2 separate regions of the Homo sapiens genome follow, and region 2 is linked to region 1. A link is a contact called in ENCODE Hi-C or POLR2A ChIA-PET data. All regions are on one chromosome and are shown on one strand. Each heading gives the region's core, a stretch centred on a gene start or an enhancer-like site at or near the end of the contact. The rest is flanking DNA. Distances are from core to core; before and after follow the strand shown.

Evidence for each region. A loop is a pair of places that touch in the nucleus more often than their neighbours do. ChIA-PET counts read pairs that join two places held with the same protein, here RNA polymerase II (POLR2A).
Region 2: a loop to region 1 is called in a map of uterus, with 11 times the contacts of the local background. The contact joins the enhancer-like site here to the promoter of FLYWCH1 in region 1. A Hi-C loop is called at or near these places in 1 of 168 maps with a recorded cell type or tissue (uterus). POLR2A ChIA-PET finds 5 or more read pairs at or near these places in 1 of 52 experiments (BJ).

The regions. Positions count from the first base shown.
Region 1 is chr16:2,908,326-2,915,803 of GRCh38, forward strand. FLYWCH1 (FLYWCH-type zinc finger 1) reads left to right here and starts at 3,606. Exons shown (of 10, transcript NM_001308068.2): 1 at 3,606-3,829; 2 at 5,851-5,964. RefSeq lists silencers at 3,357-3,416, 3,467-3,776, 3,797-3,946, 3,977-4,076, 4,050-4,239.
Region 2 is chr16:4,865,759-4,873,236 of GRCh38, forward strand. It overlaps UBN1 (ubinuclein 1), which reads left to right. Exons shown (of 18, transcript NM_001079514.3): 8 at 3,075-3,145; 9 at 4,454-4,583; 10 at 4,758-4,876; 11 at 5,086-5,214; 12 at 5,397-5,543; 13 at 7,126-7,176; 14 at 7,273-7,315. Among named protein-coding and RNA genes, the nearest start is that of UBN1, 22 kb to the left of the region's middle. RefSeq lists a silencer at 5,040-5,225. Within about 2 kb of position 3,911, at least 4 of the 41 ENCODE cell types and tissues checked have a DNase peak (open chromatin) inside an H3K27ac peak, as active enhancers do.

The DNA of each region.
Region 1 (7,478 bases), core at 2,356-4,855:
TAATAATAATTGCGGCCGGGCGTGGTGGCTCACGCCTGTAATCCCAGAACTTTGGGAGGCCGAGGCAGGCAGATCACAAGGTCAGGAGATTGAGACCAACCTGGCTAACACGGTGAAACCCTGTCTCTACTAAAAATACAAAAAATTAGCCGGACTTGGTGGCGGGCGCCTGTAGGCCCAGCTACTCGGGAGGCTGAGGCAGGAGAATGGCGTGAACCCGGGAGATAGAGATTGCAGTGAGCCGAGATCACACCACTGCACTCCAGCCTGGGCAACAGAGCAAGACTCCGTCTCAAAAAAAAAAAAAAAAAATTGCGGTGGTCTCAACGATGTAAAATTAAAGGTAGTGATTCATTTTCACAAAGATTGACAAGAAAGATGACAACTGGAAACTCAAAAGACCCAGAGTAGGCAAAAGAATATTGAAAAGGAATAACAGGCAGGACGCAGTGGTTCATGCCTGTAATCCTAGCACTTTGGGAGGTCAAGAGGGCAGATCACCTGAGGTCAGGAGTTCGAGACCAGCCTCGCCAACATGGTGAAACCCTGTCTCTACTAAAAATACAAAAATTTAGCCGGACGTGGTGGTGGGTGCCTGTAATCCCAGCTACTTGGGACCCTGGGGCAGGAGAATCACTTGAGCCCGGGAGGTAGAGATGGCAGTGAGCCAAGATCGCACCATTGCACTCTAGCCTGGGCAAGAAGAGCAAGACTCCGTTTCTAAATAAATAAATAAGTAATAGATACATCAATGGAATAGAATCAAGAATCCAGAAACAAACCACATTTATGATCAATTGGTTGTCAACAAGGGTGCCAAAGGTAGGGCGTGGTGGTTAGCACTTTGGGAGGCTGCGGCGGGTGAATAACTTGAGCCTAGGAATGTAAGACCAGCCTGGGCAGGATAGGGAAACCCCGTCTCCACAAAAAAAAAAAAAAAAAAAAAAAAATTAGCCGGGTGCGGTGGTGTGCACCTGTAGTGCCAGGTACTTGGGAGGCTGAGGCAAGAGGATCAATGGAACCCAAGAGTTTGATGGAAGCTGCAGTGAACTGTGATCTCACCACTGCACTCCAACCTGGACGACTGAGGGAGATTCTGTCTCAAAAACTAAACAAAACAAACGAAGAAACAAAAACAGCATCCTGGCCGGGCATGGTGGCTCATGCCTGTAATCCCAGCACTTTGGGAGGCCAAGTCGGGCAGATCACCTGAGGTCAGGAGTTTGAAATCAGCCTGGACAACGTGGTGAAACCCCGTCTCTCCTAAAAATACAAAAATCAGCCGGGCATGGTGGCGCACGCATGTAGTCCTAGCTATTGGGGAAGCTGAGGCGGACAATCTCTTGAACCGGAAAGCAAAGGTTGCAGTGAGCCAAGATAGCGCCATTGCACTCCAGCCTGGGCATCGCAGTCAGACTCCTCTCAAAAAAAGCTGGAGGGGCTGGGCGTGGTGGCTCACGCCCGTAATCTCAGCACTTTGGGAGGCCGAGGCGGGCGGATCACAAGGTCAGGAGATCGAGACCACGGTGAAACCCCGTCTCTACTAAAAATACAAAAAATTAGCTGGGCGCAGTGGCAGGCGCCTGTAGTCCCAGCTACTCGGGAGGCTGAGGCAGGAGAATGGCGTGAACCCGAAAGGCGGAGCTTGCAGTGAGCCGAGATGGCGCCACTGCACTCCAGCCTGGGCGACAGAGCGAGACTCCGTCTCAAAAAAGAAAAAAAAAAAAAAAAAGCCGGGCGTGGTGGCAACTGTCTGTAATAATCCCAATCCCAGCTGCTCAGGAGGCTGAGGCAGGAGAATCACTTGAACCCGGGAGATGGAGGTTGCAGTGAGCTGAGGTCGTGCCACTGCACTCCAGCCTGGGCGACAGAGCAAGACTCCATCTCAAGAAAAAAAAAAAGTAATTAAGTTCTGCTACTATTTTATTTTTGAACAGGGTCTTGCTCTGTCGCCCAGCCTGGAGTGCAGTGGCATGAGCGCAGCTCACTGCAGCCTCCAGCTCCCAAGCTCAAGTGATCCTTCCACCTCAGCCTCCTGAGTAGCTGGGACTACAGCGCATCACCACATCCAGCTAATTTTCTCTTGTTCCTCTTTTCTTTTTTTCTGTAGAGAAAGAGTCTCACTATGTTGCCTAGGCTGATCTCAAACTCCTGGGCTCAAACGATGCTCCTGTCTCAGCCTCCCAAAGTGCTGGGATTACAAGCAAGAGTCACTGTACCCGGCCAACATGGATGAACTTTGAAAGTGCTATGCTAAGGCTAGGCGAAAGAAGTCAGTCACAAGAGACCACATATTTGTTGCATGATTTCATTTATATGAAATATGCAGAATACGCAAATCTATAAAGACAGAAAATAGATCATATTACTTAGGGCTGGGGTGATTAGCAAATTGGAGGGTGGTGGCTAAAGGTTTCTTCTTGGAGTGATGAAAGGTTTTAAAACTGACTATGGTGCTGTTTGCACAACTCTCTGACTATACTACATATCATTTAATTGTACACTTTAAATGGGAGAAATGCATGGTATGTGAATTATATTTCAATAAAGATCTTACCAAAAAATAGTAAGCTGATTGTGTTAACATAGTTTTATGAAAAAGTACAATATTTTCCCAAAGAAATTTAGTGAGACGAGTGACATAGTTATACATTTTTGCAAATATCTTTGTTGCGGGCTTAAAAGAAGACTACTGGCTCTCATACCTGCTTCTACATTCAATGTGTTACATCACACGTCATGCAGACTTTGTAATACTATGTAATATTTCTGCTTTTTTTTTTTTAGACACAGTCTCACTCTGTCGCCCAGGCTGGAGTGCAGTGGCGCCGTCTCGGCTCACTGCAACCTCCGCCTCCCGGGTTCAAGTTATTCTCCTGCCTCAGCCTCCCGAGTAGCTGGGATTACAGGCGCCCAGTACCACGCCCGACTAATGTTCGTATTTTTAGTAGAAACGGGGTTTCACCATGTTGGCCACGCTGTTCTCGAACTCCTGACCTCAGGTGATCCACCCGCCTCGGCCTCCCAAAGTGCTGGGATTACAGGCGTGAGCCACCGCGCCCGGCCCAGGTATTTTTTTGTCGTTGTTGGCTTTCTGATGTAAGAAACAACTGTCCCTTCTCCCCCGTTGACTTATTTCCTTCAGTTTGGACTCATATCGTAGTCAAGGTTATAATCCGTTGCTATCGCTGTTTATTTGAATCTCACACTGGTTCCGCTCTGGGGTAGGGTCACTGGGGGCGTCAATGAGATGCATGAGAATCGCCTTCCCACGGGGTCAGGAAACTGACAGGCCCAAGAGTGCATCTCAGCAAACGCTCCGTTTCCTGCGGGCAGCCTCAGATACTGGGGACCGTCCTGGGGTCTCAATTAAGCGCCCCCTACCCCAGCCCCTTTACGCCAAGAGCGTCCTGTTCAGCTCCCCCATCCTAGCTCCGCCCCTGGACGCCGCCGTCCAATCTCGGGATGGCCCCGCCTTTTCCGTGAGTTACGTCCCCGCCCCCATGCGCTGACAGGCCAGGCCTGCGGCTCGGCGCCGCGCAGGGAAGACCCGGAGCAGCGGTTTACCTAAGGAACGGGCCGCGCGGTCTTGCTGCGCATGCTCTGAAGTAGCGCGCCTGAGCGTTCCGCAAGGCCGGCTCCCCGGCGGGGTCGCGCGCGCGGTCACGGGGCTCGCTCCCGAGGGGCAGGTCGGGGCTGGGAGCTGGTGCCCGGGTCGGGGTGGCGGCGGCGGCCTGGGTCGCGGGGTCGACGCTCGCTGCTGCAGCGGCAGAGGCTGAAGGATCCGCCGCGGCGCTGTCGCGGGAGAGGGAGGGCCCCGCTGCCGTCGGTGAGGACAGGCCCCTGCGGGCGGGGAATGTCCCGCGTCCCCGGCGTGGACGCGCCCGCAGCCCGGCTCTCCCGGGGGTCCCGAGGGTTGCGGGTGCTGGGGAGGGGTCTGCGTCCCGGCGCTCAGGCCGCCTCCTGTGGGGTCTCCCGCGATTCCCTCCTTGCTCCTCGCCCCTCCATCCCCACCCCCCCGTCCCCTGGCCTAAGCCCGACACCCCCACATCAAGGATCCCCGCACTCGTCCGCCGTTTCCTGGCGGTGTCTGCCCCGCCCAGCGCTGCCTTCCTGGACCCGCAGCATCAGCCCCGTCCCACGGTTGCAGCTCGGGCGGTCCCAGTGACCTTGCACTTTTGCGGGTCGGGACGCACCCCGCTCCCGCTTCTGACCCTATAGATCTCCGGTGACGGCTTTCGAACTTTGTTGACCCACAGCCGACACTGAGAAATGCCTTTTACGCGTGTACTCTGTGCCTGTGGGTCTGGATGACTGAAGCACAAGTTTAAAGGGAGACGCTTGTTTAAGCTCACATGACGCAGCTGGATCTGTTCGGATTAAATTCCGTTCCATTCTCTTCCACCCCGTTCCAAAAGGCTGCTGCTAACCCATGGAGCCTGCACATAACGGGTCTGACGTAGTTGAAACCCTCGCTCTAAACCCTGCCTGTTGTTCCTTTATTCCTTGTACTGGAAGCTGAACTCCCATAGTCAGATAATCATGTGCAAACTCCAATTCCAACGAAATGGCTTATTTTTATTTGCATATTTCTGCTTTCCAAGGGCCAATATGATTTCCAGGGCTTGATCTAGATTTTCTCGTGTGATTATATCATGTTTCTCTTGTTCCTTTCCCAAGTGCTACTGGCGGGACGTGTGGAAGGAACAAGGCTGAGGTTGGGGCTAGATTGCGGAGTGTTTATGACGCCCAGCTGATGATGCACTAAGGCTGGAGATGGAGATGATTTAATTGGGGAGAGACATGCTGAAAGTTAAGCTTTAGGAAGAGTGACCTGTCAGCACCCTATGTGGAGAATTGGAGTGGCTGCTTGCCAAAGCTGGCAAGATCGTTCAGAGGCTTTGGCTTGGGCTAAAGAGGTCGTGGTAAGGGATCATGTCCTGAGTTGGTGGGAGTGGGAAGGAGAGGGAAGATGGGTATATCAGGCATAGAGGGAGAGAGATTTGAGGATGCATTAGGCTGTGGGAAGGAGTAAATAAACTTATATTATGATGGAGGGTGACTGGGGAATACCGGGCTGGGGGGGTCTCATTGGCCAAGCTCTCCCTTTCTGTGCGCTCTAATTTCTAAGTTGCTTTGGAGCTGTGGCTCTTGGGCAATTCTGCACCCCAGGGAACGTTCTGCAGTGTTGGTGGTCACAACGTGTGGTAGGGCATGACAGTGGGATCTGGCAGGTAGAGACCGGGGTTGCTGCTGAACACCCCACGCTGAACAGGACAGCCTCCCACAGCAGAATCATCCGGCCCAAAATGCCAACGGTGCTGAGATTGTGAAGTTCATTTTTAGAGTAAATTTTAATTATCTGGGCATCTCTGCCACCTTCAACCTCTTCAGGAGGAATGTCTGTGTGCACCCACTGAGCCTGTGATGTCACCATAGTGGTTCATGTCTGAGGCAAGTGCACCTCCAACGCTCATGGTTCAGTTGCGGGTAGGTGGGAGGTGGGTAGACACTGGAGTCATCCAGGAGCTTTAAAAAAAAATTTTTTTAGTAGAAATGGTGGGGGCGAGGGGCAGGTCTCACTATGTTGCCTAGGCTGGTCTCGAACTCCTGGGCTCAAACAATTCTCTCACCTGAGCCTCCCAAACTGCTGAGATGACAGGTGTGAGCCACCGTGCCACCGGCCCATTCAGAAGCTTTTTAAACAGAGGGCCTTCCCTCCTCCCGCTCCTATCACTCAGGACCCCTACTGCACCTGGATGCTGAACACCTTGTTCTTGTCTAATGGTCGACAGTTCATGGAATAATTTCACCTGCAGTATTTCATTTGCCACTTTACTTTCTTCACAGGTGAAACCAGCCCAGAGAAGTTACGGGATTTGCCCCCGGGGCTCCTGCCCAGCAAGCCAGCGCCGTGACCCAGGTGTGGGGGATGATGGTGACGCTTCTCACTCACGTGTGAAGGTAATTCTGTGGCTCCATCAGCTGCCGACAGAGCCGCCTGGTTTTCGAGCCTTACTGATTAGAGTTTGGACCCCTTGGTGTCTGAGAGACACCTGACAGTTGCTAACATGTGACCCTTAGGTCTACGCTGAGCCCTTGTGGTCACCAGCAGGACCGCAGCGTCCCAGTAGGCCATCTGGCATTGCACTCAAATTGCTCCGCACCCTCAATTCTGGGAGAAGGGGAGAGAGGACAGGAGAGTGATGCACCATGAACTGAGACTTTGGAGCTTTCCATGCAAATCTGCCGGCCTGTGCTCCATTCACTTAAGAAATCTGTACTGAGTGCAGCCAGGCATGGTGGTTCACGTCTGTAATCCCAGCACTTTGGGAGGCTGAGGTGGGCAGATCACCAGAGGTCAGGAGTTTGAGACCAGCCTGGCTAACATGGTGAAACCCTGTCTATACTAAAAATACAAAAAATTTAGCTGGGCGTGGTGGCGCACACCTGTAATCCCAGCTACTCAGGAGCCTGAGGAGCAGAATCGCTTGAACCTGGTTCAAGGATTCAGCGGAGGTTGCAGTGAGACAGGATCGAGCCACTGCACTCCAGCCTGGGCGACAGAGTGAGACTCTGTCTCAAAAAAAAAAAAAAAAAAAGAAATTTGTACTGAATGAAGATTGAACATTACAAAAGAAACACATTAGGGCCCCTGTATCTACTGTAAAACAATGGGTATCTACTGTAAAAAAAAAAAGCACTTAAACTAGAGTAACAAAAGTTTCTAATTTTTATTAAATGAGATATTTATTGAATTTATTAAATAATATAAATGTATTAAAATATACTCATTTTTATTACATGCACTGAAATTTTTTTTTTTTTTCCTGAGACAGTCTCATTTTGTTGCCTAGGCTGGAGTGCATTGGTGTGATCTTGGCTCACTGCAACCTCCATCTCCCCGGTAGGTTCAGTGAGTTCTGCCTCAGCCTCCTGAGCAGCTGGGATTACAGGCATGCACCACGACCGACTAATTTTTTTGTATTTTTAGTAGAGACAGGGTTTTACCGTGTTGGCCAGGCGGCAAACTGGGATTACAGGCCTGTGCTACCAAGCCCAGCTAATTGTTGTATTTTTAGTAGAGACAGGGTTTCACCATGTTGGCCAGGCCGGTCTCAAACTCCTGAGCTCCACCTTACTGGCTAACGGTAAGTAAAATCTTTAACATGTGTTTGCTTTATATGAGTATAAAAGAATTGTATTTCCTTTGTTTTGGTCTAGGGCACTGTTTTTGAAACTGCTTAGTCATTGGTCCTAAAATCATTAGGTTCCAGTCAGCAATTTTTAAAATTACATGGGCTGGTCGCAGTGGTTCACGCCTGTAATCCCAGCACTTTGAGAGGCCAAGGTGGGCGGATCACGGGAGGCAGAGGCACCAGAATGGCTTGAGCCTGGGAATCGGAGGTTGCAGTTAGCTGAGATCTAGCCACTGCTCCCCAGCCTGGGAGACAGAGCAAGACTCTGTGTCGAGAGAA
Region 2 (7,478 bases), core at 2,661-5,160, 2.0 Mb after region 1:
GAGACCAGCCTGGCCAACATGGTGAAACCCCATCTCTACTAAAAATACAAAAAATTAGCCGAACATGGGGGTGGGTGCCTGTAATCCCAGCTACTCAGGAGGCTGAGGCAGGAGAATCACTTGAACCCGGGAGGTGGAGGTTGCAGTGAGCTGAGATCACGCCATTGCACTCCAGCCTGGGCAACAGAACAAGACTCCGTCTCAAAAACTAAACTAAAATAAAAAAATAAAAAATAATAAGATAAAATTTGATTGGAAGTTTAAGCTGTAGATGGGTCTGAAAGTGTGGCATGTGAAATACATGTTAATTAGTTTGAATTAATGTAAGGGTGCTTCTCGATCTTAAAACTAGCAGTGTAAGCTTAAGCAAAAAAAGTTCAGTTTTATTTTTTCCCAGACTAATATAATTCTAGTACCTTCCAAGTGCTAAGGTAGAATTCTGAATGTTTCCAAGAGTGTAAGAAATTGGCACATGGCTGGGTGAAAAGTCATGCCCTTTTTTTCCATTATTCGTCTGTGGATTTCACCCCTCTGGGCTTTCACCTAGCCAAGGGATCTGTAGAAGCTTGAGTTTTGCGCATTTTCTTCTGACTTAGTTTTGGTTGTTTGGTGTTAAGCTTTTCTTCCTGTGGCGTGCCGTTTTACAGTAGTATCTTCATTTGTTGATTCATTCACTCAGTCAACATTTAGTAAATATTATGTGACAGGCAGCCATGGGAAATATACTGATGAATAAGACTCAGTTCTATATTTTATTTTATTATTATTTTTTAAGACAGGGTCTTGCTCTGTCACCCAGGCTGGAGTGCAGTGGCACGATCTTGCCTTACTGCAACCTCCACGCCCAGGGCTCAAGTGATCCTGCCACCTCAGCCTCCAGAGTAGTTGGGACCACAGGCATGCACCACCATGCCCAGCTTTTTTTTGTATTTTTAGTAGAGACAGGGTCTCATCATGTGCCCAAGCTGGTCTGAAACTCCTGAGCTCGCGTGTTCCGCCCACCTTGGCCTCCCAATGTGTTAGGATTACAGGTGTGAGCCACCGCGCCGGGCCAAGGTTCCATTCTTGTCTTTCATGAGCTCGTTACATAAATGGACCCGATAGATACGCAGACAATGGACTGTAGTACAGAGCAGAATGAAGTAAGCTTTGTGATGTGTGGACGGCCAGATAGCCGGACTTAAGGGGTTAAAGAGAGGCTCTTGGGGGGCATATAGGAAGCAGACTGGAGGCAACAGGCTTCGCCGGCCTCCTGGGGAAGATGCCCTAAGAGAAGGCAGGGAGCAGAGCTGAAGATGGGCGAGTTGGTGGATGGCTGGGCCAGATCGTGGAGGACCCCAAATGCCATGTGAAGGAGTTTGGGTTTGATACCAGGCTTGGAAAGAGCTGCTGAAGGGTTCTGAAGAAGGGAGTGGCGGTCTTAAGGTTGGAGTGCAATTATTAGAAGTGGGGAACACAGGGGAAGAGCAGAAGCCAGTGGGTCTGGTGTAAGTTGAGTTTGCAAACCAGAGGGTCATCCATCCACAGAAGTGCAGTTGACCCTTGAACAACACAGGGTTTAACTGCGTGGATCCACTTACACGCAGATGTTTTCTAACCAAATGTGGGTTGATTTGAGGGATGCTAAATCTGTGTATAGAGGGCTAACTTTTTGTATAGGCAGGTTCCTCAGGGCTGACTGTGCAGTTGGATTTTGGTATATACGGGGGTCCTGTAACCAATCCCCTGCCTATACCAGGCGTTGACTGTAATTGGGAAATTTCTCAGAGATAACTGGAAATTCTGGTCCAGAGCTTAGATGAGAGGATTTAGGGCTTAGTTTAGATTTGAGTGTACAATTGTCTGTGTTATTTTGAAGCCCTGAGGGGGAAAGAAGTTATTGGGAGAAGTGGGTTCTAGTGAGAATCCTGGGGTCCGCCTATGGAAAGGAGCTGGTGGAGGAGGCAGATGGAGCAGTTAGAGTGGTTGGAAGGGGCCCCAGAGGATGCAGTGAGAGGAAGGTGAGTGGGGGAGATGATGGTGAGGGGTTAGCAGTGTCTGCAATTTCAGAGGGGTTGATCCCTTCATTCTAGATAGTCACCTTATCACCCTTGTTTGCTGTCGTTACTGTATATCATGTCTGATTTCAGAAATTTTATTTCACCCAAAGCCTTCAGACCAGCAGCTCTTGGGTTGAGAGGAATGGTTCCCAGCCCTTTTTGCACATCAGTGTTCCCAGGGTTGCTTTGAAAGAGTACTTGGGCCACTTTTGAGAGTGTGCATTCCTGAATCTCCTTTCCAGAGACTGTGATTTGAATGGCCTGAGTTGCTCCAAGCTGCCCAGGGAATTCCAATATGCAACCAAGTGTGAGAACCCTGATGCAGACTTCCACAGGGTCTGCTTTTTTGTGTTCCCGCTGTGTCGTGGCTGCCTGCCGTGGTTGCTTCAGGGGTCTCTGAGCTTGCCATCCAGGGTGTGTGTTAACTGTGTTCTTTTCGAAAGCAAACTAAGACTGTACTGAAACTCCTATAATCTGGTGTTAATAGGTAATATGGTGGGTTAATTATTCACATGGTCTGGCTAATAGAGAGCTCGTGGTATACCATAAGTAGATTAGGAATTGTCAAAGAGTTTTAATGTCCTTAAGTGTTAGAGCTACACATTATTATTATTTTTGTAGATAAAAAGGCCTTTAAATCCTATAGACTGGTTGAAGTTCTTGAATATTTTTGTACTGTAGATACATGGAAATCCCAACTAATGGTGTAGTTGATGGTGTATGGGTGCAGGGGTTAGTTGGCCTTATTGGCCTCTGGCTAAGTGCATTGTGATGGCTTTGACTCTGATTTTCTTTTCTGTGACTGTTTTAAGTCCCAGGAAGAACTGGCAGCCCACAGATGCTGCAGCAGCATTTGAAAAGAGAATATTGATCGCAGGCGAACTTAACCTGGGACTAGGGTGGAGTTGGAAAGGTGGCGGTGTGACTGTATTGACAGGTGCTCTTTATGGAGCGATGACTCCTGTGCCTGTGGGTGAGCGTAAGGGACATGTGGGGAAAGTGCACTAACGGCTGTTACTGTCTGCTGTGCACCAGGCTGCCAGAGCTGCTGAGGGGGAGAGCAGACAGAAGTTCTTCACCCAGGATATTAATGGAATCCTATTAGAGTGAGTATCGTCTGTCTGTCTGTCTGTCTGTCTGTTTCTGCTATTACTGAGCTTGGGGCAAGCCAGCTAGGGGACAGTGGGAGTACAATTGAACTGCATAAAGGTGACCACCAAGGAGATAAAAGAAGAATTGGATTAACATGGTTTCATTGTTATTTTTCTTTTAAAAATCAAAACACAACAGGGACACCAAGTACTTGTCTCCAGAAGCGATAGACCTCCTTGATCTTAGGCAGCAGGCATTAATAACATGTGATAATCATGGCCTGTTAGAAGAGGATTTCTTGGCAGGTATGAGATGAGGAGAGAGAGAAGGTGTTGCCTGACTGTCTCTGAGAATCCTGAAGAATGAGAGACAGCCTGGTGGCCTCGGGCCTGCTCTGCCTTGGGTGTTGCTTGGCGTCCCTGGCTGTTCCGCTCGCTGGCACTCCTGTTCCTAGTGCCACGTGCATCATCCCTAATGCTGTTCCCACATGCCTGAGCCTCTGAGACACCACGCTGTGTGAATCGGGTTAAAAAACAGATGAGCAAACATTTGTAAATCCAGACTGGGAAAAGTGAATCCTTGTGGCCTGGCCTGCAGTGTTGCCGCTTTTCTCCTGGTTGCAGTTTGTGGCAGGGGAAGCTTGTTGCTCAACAGCTGAGGAGTTTGTGTGTGTAAGAACAGTTGTCAAAATGTGGGTGTTCTACCACATGGCCTCGCCTGGCCGGGACCTGGATTGGCCCCTTGGGTCAGGAAGTGTGAGCTGCAGAGAGCACCTGAGCATTGGTGCGGACGATAGGATTGTGTCAACAAGGAACCTGCTTGAGCGTGCCAAATGTGGACAGCTCAAGGCATTGAAGAGAAATATTTTTTTGCTTATCTAGATGGAGAAACTGGAGGGGTGAGGCTTTCCCTGACCTCATAATGGTTGATAAACGTGGGGACTGGGGGAAAAAAAAGAAATGCTGCCGGGAAGTGTCTCCTTTGAACCCCAAGTAACTCATGACTTTCCACTTTGAAAGCTTTCATGTTTTCTCTATGAAATTTAGTGCTTCAGAGCTTGTTCTCCTGGGCTCTGTTTTCCTGGTATTGTGACCTAAGAGCCTTGGCCCACATTACCTAGCCATGTTCATCAGGCTTGGGAGTTGTTGTTGTTTGTTGATTGCTGAGGATGTGTTTCCTTGGGCATTCAGTTACATTGTGTGACCAACAAGACAGGGTTTGACTGCCGTTGGCTCCTAGCTTTCCTCTCCACGTACGGTGAGCTGATGAAGACAGGAGTTGCAGTGAGCTGCAGCCGGTGGTGACTGTGTTTTGTTCTTCAGCATAGAGGCGCAGACTCGGGAGCTGAGCAGTCAGGTCCGCTCTGGGGTGTATGCCTATCTTGCGTCATTCCTGCCCTGCAGCAAGGATGCCCTGCTCAAGCGTGCTCGGAAACTTCACCTCTATGAACAGGTGGGTGACTCTAGAGTGAAGCCCTTTGGCTTTGGGGTCCTGGCGGAGGGGTGACTGAGTCTTAAGCAATGATGCGTCTGCTGCCCCACTGCCTCCTTGTGATCACCCCATCATGCGTCCTGAGCGTAAGAGCGATGTGTAAACCTGCCTTGAATTGTGTCCCGCTCTTCGCAGGGGGGCCGTCTGAAGGAGCCTCTCCAGAAGCTCAAGGAAGCCATTGGCAGGGCGATGCCAGAGCAGATGGCCAAGTACCAGGACGAATGCCAGGCACACACGCAGGCAAAGGTTGCCAAGTAAGTTTGTCCTGGCGCTTGCAGGTGCAACCCTCCCGTCTTGCCTCTTCCCCTCCCGTTTCTCGGTGTGTACTGCCGTTTCCCAAGGAGCCTCTTGGCTCTTCTTTGGCCTTTTCTCCTTCTCTGTGAAGTCCCAGTAGTGCAGAGTGAGGGGAGAGGCGGTGGGCAGGAGCACCTTGGGGCCCCATGTAATTCTATTCACCCCGTAGGATGCTGGAAGAGGAGAAAGACAAGGAGCAGAGGGACCGGATTTGTTCGGATGAGGAAGAAGATGAAGAAAAAGGGGGCAGGAGGATAATGGGACCTCGGAAGAAGTTCCAATGGAATGATGAGATCAGGTGTGCCCACACTGGGACTTGGCCTCTTTGGAGGGTTGGTGGGGCAGTGTCTGAGCACGTCCCCTATTGCTGACAAAGGTTAGGCTCATTTACTTTCATCAGGGCTGCTGAAAGCACATGATTGGAACCTTGGAGCAGCATCTGAAGTAGTTTGGAGTTTCTGATTTCTGCCTCCTTCTCAGGGAGCTACTGTGCCAGGTGGTGAAGATCAAACTGGAGAGCCAGGACCTGGAGAGGAACAACAAAGCCCAGGCTTGGGAGGACTGTGTGAAGGGCTTTCTGGATGCGGAAGTCAAGCCCCTCTGGCCCAAAGGCTGGATGCAGGCCAGGTGAGGGCCGTGTGCTGAGATGGGCATCTGTGCAGTCAAGACACGTTTGAACGCTGCTTTTGTGCCAGGCCAACAGGATCCTTGCTCACAGGGAGTCACTGTCTAGCTGCCTCAACTCTGATCTCACCTGAGTAACTGGGGGACATGCAGGTAGCTGGGAAAGGGTCTTCTGGATCTTCCCTGGAGGAAGGGAAGTTGCCTCCAGGGTTTTGTTTTTGTCATTTTTTGTCCCACTTCAGTTGATGTTTGGCCTCCCATCTCAATATGCACTTTCCTTTTTTTTTTTTTTTTTTTTTTTTTTTTGAGATGGAGTCTCGCTCTGTTGCCTGGGCTGGAGTGCAGTGGTATGATCTCAGCTCACTGCAAGCTCCACCTCCCAGGTTCACGCCGTTCTCCTGCCTCAACCTCCCGAGTAGCTGGGACTACAGGTGCCTGCCACCATGCCCGGCTAATTTTTTGTATTTTTAGTAGAAATGGGGTTTCACCGTGTTAGCCAGGATGGTCTCAATCTCCTGACCTTGTGATCTGCCCACCTTGGCCTCCCTAAGTGCTGGGATTACAGGCGTGAGCCACCACACCCGGCCACACTTCCTGTTTTAACATACAGGCTGCTATGAGCATTTGAGAGATGGGTTCATCTTGGGTCTTTCCTGATGTTCCTGAAGAAGTGTCATTTGCAGGTAGCAGGGCTGACTCCTTATTGGAACTAAGTGCCAGGCTTCCATCTCAGAGGCTACCTTGTACGAAGTCACTTCCTGCGAATGAAGTATTTGTGTCATACATGGGACAGAGAAAGTTAGCTGGAGTGATTTTCTTGATTGGACTCGAATCATCTGTTGTGCGGATAGATCTTGGAACCTTTGAAATTGCTGTCCTCTCTACGTAGGCTGGACTCATACGAAGAACGTTTTTGTTGAGTTTCTCTGGACAAAGACATGCTGGGTCACTCCACATTTTATTCCTGGAATGGAGGGACTAGGCAATAAGGAAAGTGCTGTGCCCTTTAGGGAAGCATCACCATGAGAGGTTTGAGGCAGAGCCATACATTTTCTTGGTAAAGGCCAGACTCAGCCTTTGGGCAGCCAGTGTGTCCCATTGAGATCCTCTCACCAGGAATTTGGCTCCCCAATCCATTGACCTTTTTTTTTGTGTGTGTGGGGGGTGGGTGGGCATGGTGGGGGGGCGGGGACAAAGTCTCACTCTGTTGCCCAGACTGGAGTGCAATGGCACGATCTCGGCTCACTGCAACCTCCGCCTCCCCGGTTTGAGCGAATCTCCTGCCTCAGCCTCCCGAGTAGCTGGGATTACAGGCGTGCGCCACCACGCCTGGCTAATTTTAGTATTTTTAGTAGAGACGGGGTTTCACCATGTTGGCCAGGCTGGTCTCGAACTCCTGACCTCAGGTGATCCACCTGCCTTGGCCTCCAAAAGTGCTGGGATTACAGGCGTGAGCCACTGCGCCTGGCCAGTTGACATTTAATGAGGGATAGCTACTGAGGACCAGGGACACTAGCAAAGTTCTGGAAGCAGAGTCCCAGCTTTCTGGGGCATGTACAGATGCCTGGTGTTCTGTGTCTTTCAGAACTCTGTTTAAGGAGAGCAGACGAGGCCATGGGCACCTGACTTCAATCCTGTGAGTGTCTTGGTATTTTCACATCTCGGGACAAGTGTTGTTTTTGGTCTCCTCTGGATATTCTCTAAACTTTTCTGTGCTCATTCCTTTGAACAGGGCCAAGAAGAAAGTTATGGCCCCTTCTAAAATCAAGGTGAAGGTGAGTCAGTTTGCTCGGGTCACATGTCAGCTATGCCCATCTCCCTACAACTATGCTCTGGAAACAGTCAAGTGACTGTGGAAGCTCATTGATCTTTGCTCGTCTGGGGACAGCTGCTCAGGATGACATTCTTGAAGTCATAACAGGACAGAGACCCAAGCCA